3 separate regions of the Homo sapiens genome follow, and regions 1 and 3 are each linked to region 2. Evidence: chromatin contacts called from ENCODE Hi-C or POLR2A ChIA-PET data. All regions are on one chromosome and are shown on one strand. Each heading gives the region's core, a stretch centred on a gene start or an enhancer-like site at or near the end of the contact. The rest is flanking DNA. Distances are from core to core; before and after follow the strand shown.

Region 1 (3,104 bases), core at 38-2,537, 1.0 Mb before region 2:
TCTAAATAAATAAATAGGCCGTGCGCTGTGGCTCACGCCTGTAATCTCAGCACTCTGGGAGGCTGAGGCGGGAGGATCACCTGAGGTCAGGAGTTCGAGACCAGCCTGGCCGACATGGGGAAACCCTGTCTCTACTAAAAAAAAAAAAAAAATTAGCCGGGCATGGTGGCGCAGCCTGTAATCCCAGCTACTCAGGAGGCTGAGGCAGGAGAATCACTTGAACCCGGGAGGCAGAGGTTGCAGTGAACCGAGATCACACCACTGCACTCCAGCATGGGTGACAGAGATTCTGTCTCAAAATAAATAAATAAGTAAAAATAAAAAAGTGGTTGTAGTCAAAGGCTATGGGTTTAAGTTGGGTAGTGGGATTTCAACATTTAAGGTTTTAGAGATGGAGCAGTATCAAGTGATGAATATCTAGATTTTCTAGACTACGGGTGAACAAAGTAGAAGTAAAGGTCATTCGGATTGAGGAACTGAAGGAAACCAGGCTGGGTTGTGGATGTTGGATTCATTGGGAGGATGGCAGTAAATCAGATGGAGAGGAAAACTAATGCCAGACAGTCAGTAGGTGACAGTGACAAGGGAGGGCAAAAGGTGTTACTACCAGATGGCACAGAGCCTGAAAGAGCTATTTCACAAGGGGAAGAAAGAATATCAGTGTCAAGCGGAAAGCTTCAAGAGTGAAGAAGACACACTACCTTTGAGGCTGGTGCATGGAGTGTGGGAGGGGAGAAACCAAGCGAGTAGACAGAGATGAGGCAATCTTTTGAATTGGATGACGGATAGATGTTGGTACCATCCGACCATTTGGGAAGTCCAGAGGGGAGGCTTTGTTTTCCGGGAATATGCTTAATTTGAGGAGTGGGAAATGGATAGAGGGTAGGTGAATGGTTAGAGATCTGCACAAAGCTGGAAGGCCCACGGGATCAAGTTCTGCCCATGACTGAGGGGTGACCTCCAATCCCTGGGCCTTAACCCCCAGGATCCCTGGACCTGGAACGCCCATTAGGTCCCCTCCTTTCCGGCGAGAGGGCGGCAGAGGGCGCAGGCGCTCTAGCCGGACCCGGCGGGCGGGTGGCAGAGGGCGCAGGCGCCCTGGACAGAGCGGCCGCAGTGGGAACGGCCGGCAGGGGGCGCAGCGCTCTGGTCCGAGAAGCCCGGGCGGGGCACCCTCGCCGGGAGAGTAGAGGATAGGGGTCGGCTGGAGAACGGGCCCAGTGCGAGGCCGCGAGCAGTGGGCGGGGCCGGGGTGGGGGCGGGGCGAGGCGGTTCCGGAAGGAAGTGGTTCCGGGTCCCGCGGCCCGGCAGAGGTGGCTGGGGTGTCGCTGCTGTGGGAGGCGGCGGCAGAGTGAGGGGCGAGGCCCGAGGGGCCGGCGGCGGCGGCGGCGGCGGCGGCGGCGGCGGCGGCGGCGGCGGCGGCGGGGGCTTCCCGGCCGGGTGAGCGGCTCGGGGGGAGGCGGGGCGAGGAGGCCTGGGCCCGCAGGGAGGGCGTGTCCGCCACCCAGGAGGGGCGGTTCTCGGGGTGGCGGATGGGGCAGCGGGGAGGATGCGGCGGTCCGACTCGGGTTCTGTTGGGACAGCTCCTCTGCGCCCCGTAGGTCCCTCGGTCAGCGCCTTCCCTTGGGCGCGGCGACCCGGCGCGGGTTTCCAGGGGACAGCTGCCCGGCGCCCCTGAGGTCCCTCGACAGGCACGGCGACCCGGGCACCTGCTGCCGCGACCCTGATCCTCCGCCGTCGTCGGGCAGGTTGCGGTCCCCGCGGTTCCCTGCATCTGTTAAGAGGGCGGGGGCCGGGAAGGCGGTGTCCGGGGACGGTGCCCTTGTCCTCGAGGCGGCCCTGGACGCGTCGCCTGCGGGGCCTGAACCGAGGACCCCCCCGTACCCCGCTTTGTCCTGGTGAGGCGCTCCTGCCGCGCAGCGGCATCTTCCTCTGTTAACGTCGAGAATGAGTAGTGAAGGCTGCTCATTATCCTGCATTGTAAAGTAAAACTTGTCTTTTTAGAAGCGTCTCCTGAAAATTGGCGCATCTCCTGTGCTTCTCTGGGTTGTATTGGGAAACTGGGCCAGTCGCTGTCAGGACTGTCCTGTTGGTAGGTCTCGAGGGAAAGAAATGGGAGAGAAACCTACCCCGTAAATATTTTCCTACTCAGGTGCTTTTCGAACTACCTATTAGGTGATTGCCTTTTTTTTTTTTTTTTTTTTTCCTGGAACAAATTACAAACTGCAGGTAGAAATCAGGAAGGCCTCTTTAGGCTCCTCGCCAGGCAGCCTTTTTAGCATTTTTCTGAATGTGAACAGGTCCAAACGACAGAGCAGAATTTGAAAAGAAAGGTTTTGCTGCAGATTCATAACGAGGACTTTATTTTTCATTGGTATTTTAATGGTAATGGTATAGCAATGTTTTATTTTTAATGTTTTTTTTAAATGGCTACTAAAATTTTATTTTGAAATCACAGCTGTTTCAGTCACCCCCAAGAAACCTTTAAAACGTCTTATTAGAAACATTTTTATATATAGGAACATTTAGCCATTTATACACATTTCTAAGATAGAAATCACAATGAAGATACGTTGTTTCACTATTCCAAGTTCCAAGTAACCATGGTGAATATGGTTTCCCCATTCCAAGTAACCATTGTGAATGTGGTTATACACCTCCAGTCTTTTTCTATGCAGAGCTTAATACATGAGTTTTTCTAAAGTGAATTCTCTTTTGTAATTATCTTTTTCTGACTAGATAGCATGCCATTATATGGCTGTAATATTATAATTTATTTCATTGGTCATTCTCAGTTCTTCCCTATTAAAATACATTGTTGGGTAAATGTAAAAGTCCGCATATCTATGATTACTTTCGAATCTCACTCTGTCGCCCAGGCTGGAGTGTAGTGGCACGATCTCGGCTCACTGCAACCTCCACCTCCTGGGTTCAAGTGATTCCCCTGTGTCAGCCTCCCGAGTAGCTGGGACTACAGGCGTGTGCCACCATGCCCGGCTAATTTTTGTATTTTTAGTAGAGATGGGGTTTCACCATATTTGCCAGGCTGGTCTCAAACTCCTGACCTCCAGCGATCTGCCCGCCTCGGCCTCGCAAAGTGCTGG
Region 2 (2,930 bases), core at 185-2,684:
GAACACTTAAGTTCAAACATGTAAAACGGGATGCCAAAGGTCATACGACTTGTAAATGACAGAACTGACATTTGAACTCAAAATGAACTGACTCTAAGTCCTAAGCTCTTACTAAACCAATGGCTACAGAAATTCAGAAAATGGGGAAGGCTAATAGAGGAGCTGAGCTGGCCGTTAAGGGAAAGATAGGCTTCAGTTAGTCAAGGAGGAGGAAGAAGGGCCGAAGGGGTCAAGCATAGAGTAAATGCATGGAGACTGGAAAAGAGCTTGCGGAAATTGATTGCATTAGTCTAGCTGTCCAGTAAATTCCTATGTGGGCCAGATTTTGGTGGACAATGAATACCAGGCCGAAGATTGTGAACTGTAGGTTATCAGCAGCCACGAAACATTATAATGAATGCCAAGTTTCAAGCTGTAGACCCGTGGGAGATGAACTGCGAACCTGCCCGAGGAAGCGGCGCCCAAGTGGCTAGGGGCGGGGTCACAGGCGCCAGAGGTGTCGCTGGGGCACCTCTCCGGGCCTTCCCCCTTTTTCTTCCGGGCTGGGTCCCGCTACTCCAGTTCCGCTAGGCGGCGGAGACGGGGCCAGAGGTGGGACTACAATCTTGGCCCTCAGAGGGGTGCCCAGGCGGCCGCGGTAGGCGGCCCTCTTTCTCCGGCCTCGAGTGGGACTGGCACCCGTCTCGGGGGGCTCCACACTACCACGCAGGAAAGCCAACTCGTCCGCCGCCCGAAGCCGGGTTCCCCTAGACTCCCACGGGCCGCCTCCTTTTTCGTCCCCCCCGAGGCCGCGACTCTGAGGGTTCCGCTCTGCGGCGGAGGTGGGGCCAGGGGCGGGGATGTGGGCGGGGCCGTGAGGTCGTTCCAGGGCGCGGGGCGGGGCCGCCCCCTTACCTGTGCCCCTCAGGGTTCCAAACGTTCCACTCCGCGGCAGGGGCGGGGGCGAGTCCGGAGGGCGGGTCCAAGGCGCCCAGGTGGCCGCGGCAGAAGGGCCTGTTTCTCTGGCCTTGGCTGTGGTTGGCAGCCGGCCGGGGAGAGAAGGGACTCAGGGAGGCAACCTGGTTCCCGCCCGTTGCTGATTTCGCAGCGGCTCTCCCGGGCCGCCCCCTTTTCCTTCCTCCTCAGGCCGCGACTTGGAGGGTTCCGCTCCGCGGCGGGGGCAGAGCCAGGGGCGGGGCTGAGCGCGGCCTGGGCGATCTCCCCGGCGGCTGGGGTGGGCTGGCGTCTTCTTCGCGCCCGGGGGACCTCCTCGCGACCGCCGGGACGTAAAAGGGGCTTGGCAGGGGCGTCCTCGCCCCACTCCCGGAACCTGGTTTCCCGCTGCTCCCGCGAGCGTCGGGAGCCCAGCAGGCCTGGCCGAGGCGGGACCTTCGTCGCTCCAGCCCCCGTCCCCGCCCCCGCGCCTCCCCGCCGCGCGGAGCTCTGGTTGGCTTGCTTTCCAACCGGACTTTGGGGCTAGCGTTTAGAAAAGTCTCGACCTCCTCCGGCCCGGTCCCATCCCAAGAACCGACTAAGGCTGTGAGTGTCCGGGAACCAGACCCGCTTGGAGGCCACAGCCCCGACGTCCCGCGCCCACGCGGCAGATCGGGCGCTGCGGCCTGGGAGCCTCGGGGAGATGCGGAGCAGGAGCAATTCCGGGGTCCGCTTGGACGGGTACGCGCGGCTGGTGCAGCAAACCATCCTGTGTTACCAGGTAAGGAGGGACCGCCCCCAGGGAACGCGTGGAACTACCCTCTCATGTAACTCATTCTCCTTCCCAGGTCTGGCCCTCTTGTGACCTGAGACCTTGCAATTAAGAGTTTGCTATTTGAATCTAGTCCTTGCTAGCCAGTGATTACCACCCCATTGCCACCCCGTGCTCCTTAAGATTCAGGGGACCTAACTGTTGCTACGGCTACTTTTCACAGAATTCTTTGGCCATTGTTCAGGATGAGAATGAGCCGCCTCCGTGCCCGGGTCCAAACTGCCTCTTTTTGCATTGACTCTGCTTTTTTTGGACGAGAAGAGGTGTGGGGGGTTTGGACAGACTACACTGAATGAGAACAGTAGACAGGAGTGAAGAAGCTCCTGAAGTTTACGCAGGACTCTGCAGTGTGGGGCGACAGCTACCGTCCCTCCCATGAGCTGTCTTGGTAGAGACCCACCTGGGAAGCCCTTAGGGGCTACTTTGGTTGCTATTTTACAGATAAGAAAATTGTGAGGCTAGAAAGGTCACTGCATGTAGCAGGTCAGACCCAAAGGCTCCCAAGCTCACAGGGTCCTATGACACTGCCCATGTGGTCCGAGGTATGAATTTGCCTGCTATGCTTTGTATTCCTGGGCTAAAATTATGTGTGGGTCCATCAGTGTAAGACCACTGAACTATTTTTATTCCTAGTGAAGACAGCAGCTATGTTTCTTGCCCTCAATCAACAGCAACTATTTATAGGGCCTTCAAAGTCAACGAAGGAAGTGGCATTCAGGGGTTAGAGGCCTGACCTGCAAGTTGGGAGCCATGGTCATTTCCAAGGCACTGACCATTTTCCCTTCTTAACTAATTTCTTAGCCTTGTTTCCTCACTTAGGAAATATTTGTGGTGTATCTGTTATATGCAAAGCACTCTACAAAGTGCTGGGGTTACAAGAATAAATGATCGTAGTGCAGTAACATTTATGCATAAGGTATAGGTCCAAAGTCCCTTAATCTGTTTTCTTTGTTGTTGTTTGTTTGTTTTTGAGACAGGGTCTCACTCTGTCTCCTAGGCTGGAGTGCAGTGGCGCGATCTCGGCTCACTGAAACCTCTGCCTCTCGGGTTCAAGCGATTATCCTGCCTCAGCCTCCCGAGTAGCTGGGACTACAGGCGTGCGCCACCACACCCAGCTAATTTTTGCATTTTTAGTAGTGACGGGGTTTCACTGCGTTGGCCAGGCTGGTCTCGACCTCCTGACTTC
Region 3 (2,795 bases), core at 225-2,724, 1.3 Mb before region 2:
TGGGAGCGCAGCAGCGGACGCGCCGTGGTCGCTGGGCGTGGGAAGACCGGGATGCCTGGGCCACGGCCTGAGGGTTTGAAGGGACAGGCCGGCTCGGAGATCTCCCTTTGCTTTTTCTCTTCCCCTCGCTGGGCGACTAGCCAGGGGCTGCAGTAGCTTTCCACTCAGCCCTGCGACTTTTACACATTTCTGCCCGGGCGCACTTAGCGCGCAGCGGCTCCTGGCGCAGTGAACACAGGGTCGAGTCCTCTTGGGACGCACCCCGGACGCCCAGGCCTTCCCCCCAAAGCTCTCGCCGTCCTGTGGGGCTCCGTCGCCGTCGGGGCATTGGGTTTCCTTAATCCAGGGCTTCCCCATCTTGGGCAGGAGGAGGAGTCAGAACCCCTCCCCTCCCTCTGTCCCCCTCCTCCTCCTCCTCCGCCCACGGCCAGCCTGATTTTTAAATCTAATCTCTTATTTAAAGTCAACAGAGGAGCAGGAACCCCGCGCTCCTGCCTACAAGATATTTTTAAATAATTCTCCAACCTCTACCGAGAGGGACAGCCTTAAGGAACCTCCCTGTTTTCCCCTCTTGAAGATTTAGGTAGCAGACGTGGGGCGGGGGGCAGCGGTTCCAGGGTCGCAGCTGAAGGCCGAGAGCTCTGCGCACTTGGGGAGGAGAATTTGGGCTGGGGGCGGTGCGGGGGAAGCGACTAATACAAGAGGAATTAATCCCAAATAGCCACAATTTAACAAAAGAGCGTCAACTTGAAAAGACTTGAATCAAACCGGGAGCCGAGCCCCCAGGAGGCTCCTAGGCACGAAGCCTCCCTTGCCTCCGTCGGGGGAGATGGGGGGCAGGTGATTTCCCAGCATGTGACCCTGAAGAGGGAGGGTCTTGGGCCATTACGGGATGCGCCCAGAGACTAGGCGCGTCCGCACGCACGCACCCCCGGAGGAGACAAGCCGAAAAGACACTCCGCACCCCTCCCCGGGTCCTTGGCTCGGGACTGCGCCCCCGGTACTTTGCCCACCTCCCTCCCCAGCTGGGCGGGGACCACTGTTCTCCCTCATTCCCAAGGAGCCTCCGACCTCCTTGGACCCTTGGCGGTGAAAGGCTCCCAGCCTTCGCCCCTCCTGCCTTTCCCATTTCTTTCCCCCGCCTCCCGCCGACGCCCCCAGATCTGTTGGGCTCGCCCTTCCTGAAAGTAGGCGAGGCCCAGAAGCTGAGGTTGGGGCGCAGAAGGAGGGGGGTGGGAAGAGGGAGGAGCGGAGCGCAGCGGCCGGGGGCGTGTCTTCCACTAGCCCAGCCCCTGGGTGCGCGCGGCGGTGGTGGCGGCGGCCGAGCCTCGCTTTGAGAGACAGGTATCGCTTAGGCGCCATGTTGTGAGCGGAAGTGGGGGAGCGCGCGGCGGTCGCTGTTCTGCTGGGAGCGGGCGCGGGAACCGGCGGGGGGGGCGGAGCCGTAGTCCCGGCGGCGGAAGGAGGAGAGGAAGAAAGGGGCGAGACCCGGTGCCCAGCGGAGGCGCGAGGCTCTCGCTCAGCGCGCGGGCGTCTCTGGCCAGGCGCGCGGCTTTCGGGCGGTCGGCGTCGGCGTCGAGCCCTCTCTGGGGCCGCCGCCGCTGCTGCTGCTGCTGCCGCTGCCGCTGCCGCTGCCGCCGCCGCCGCCGCCGCCGCCGCTGCCGTGGGGCTCGGGCGGCGACGGAGCGGGGCCGGCCGTGGGGCGGGCGGGGAGGGAGGAGGCGGTGAAGGCGGCGGGCCGGGGGGGAAGATGCCGCTGGCGCAGCTGGCGGACCCGTGGCAGAAGATGGCTGTGGAGAGCCCGTCCGACAGCGCTGAGGTGAGTGCAGCAGGGCGGCCGGGGCCGGCGCATCTCCTCCTCGCGCCCCCGCCGGCTCGCTTCGCTCCCCGGAGCTGGCCACTCGGCCCGTTCTGATCCCGCTCGCGTCTTTCCCCCGGGCTCAGGGTTTTGGTTTGGGTTGTTGGGGTGGGTCTATTGGCCGGTCTGTCTGTTCCTTCCATCCTCACCCTCACCTCCTTCCCTCGCTCGGGGGGCTGCCAGTGTGGTGGCGCGTGGGGTTTGGAGTGGGCGCTGGGGCTTTGCAAGAAGCCAATTTTAATCAACTTTGCGTGGGGGAAGCGGGAGGCGGAGCGGGGGCCGGCGGGGAGTTGGGAAGTTTGGCCCAGCCGGGTCGGGGGCTTTCCCGGACCTTGGCGACTTTGGGAGATGAGGGAGGGGTAGGGATCGGGTTCACCGGGGAGCAGGGACTCTCGAGTCCAGCCGAGGGAGGGGCTGCTGCGGGGAGACCGGCGCGCGGGGCACGGGCGGCGGCGACCTGTGGGGGTTTCGGGTAGGGGGTGCAGGGTTTTGCCTCCCCCTCGTCTGCCGCAGCGGTTTCTGCTGCTGCAAAGAAGAAAGCGGAAGCCTAAGGTCCCCTACCCCCTCCGTTTCTGAGGTCGCAGAGCTAGACCCCCGTCCCTGTGAGTTTAACTTGAGTTTCCTGTCCATGGAGGTGAGAGGGTGATATTCAAGGAGATCAGCGGCCGCCGTAAAAGGCTTTCTGGTTTTCCTCGCCCGGGATCTGGTGACCGTCCCTGAGTCACCCATCCTAGTGCCCAAAACCCAAACAATATACCCAAACAGGGCAAAACAGAATTTCCCCGGGCGCATCACTACACCGAGCTTTCCTGAACCGCCCCTATCCCAGAACAACTCGGGGTCTGCGAAAATAATCCAGACAAGACCCGTTCCAAGGTATCACCGCTCCTCTCCGGAGTGGAAAATCAATTCCTGATGGTGGCGCGTCTGTGATTCT

What was found. A loop is a pair of places that touch in the nucleus more often than their neighbours do. ChIA-PET counts read pairs that join two places held with the same protein, here RNA polymerase II (POLR2A). Pooled maps may share reads with other maps.
Region 1: a map of B cell shows a loop between it and region 2 (27-fold over the local background). The contact joins the promoter of BCLAF3 here to the promoter of PHKA2 in region 2. A Hi-C loop is called at or near these places in 4 of 168 maps with a recorded cell type or tissue (B cell, CD8-positive, alpha-beta T cell and naive thymus-derived CD4-positive, alpha-beta T cell) and 10 of 50 pooled maps. POLR2A ChIA-PET finds 5 or more read pairs at or near these places in 2 of 52 experiments (HEK293T and OCI-LY7).
Region 3: a map of CD4-positive, alpha-beta T cell shows a loop between it and region 2 (8-fold over the local background). The contact joins the promoter of RPS6KA3 here to the promoter of PHKA2 in region 2. A Hi-C loop is called at or near these places in 2 of 168 maps with a recorded cell type or tissue (CD4-positive, alpha-beta T cell and gastrocnemius medialis) and 9 of 50 pooled maps.

What each region holds. Positions count from the first base shown.
Region 1 is chrX:19,989,244-19,992,347 of GRCh38, reverse strand. It overlaps BCLAF3 (BCLAF1 and THRAP3 family member 3), which reads left to right and starts at 1,287. Exons shown (of 12, transcript NM_001367774.2): 1 at 1,287-1,440. LOC729609 (a long non-coding RNA gene) reads left to right here and starts at 2,569. Exons shown (of 2, transcript NR_024440.1): 1 at 2,569-2,662. RefSeq lists silencers at 945-1,374, 1,415-1,464, 1,535-1,904.
Region 2 is chrX:18,982,618-18,985,547 of GRCh38, reverse strand. It overlaps PHKA2 (phosphorylase kinase regulatory subunit alpha 2), which reads left to right and starts at 1,434. Exons shown (of 33, transcript NM_000292.3): 1 at 1,434-1,693. The coding sequence starts at 1,616. RefSeq lists enhancers at 600-649, 631-1,131, 1,132-1,632 and a silencer at 750-1,439.
Region 3 is chrX:20,265,588-20,268,382 of GRCh38, reverse strand. It overlaps RPS6KA3 (ribosomal protein S6 kinase A3), which reads left to right and starts at 1,474. Exons shown (of 22, transcript NM_004586.3): 1 at 1,474-1,819. The coding sequence starts at 1,751. RefSeq lists silencers at 698-992, 1,414-1,633, 1,754-2,013.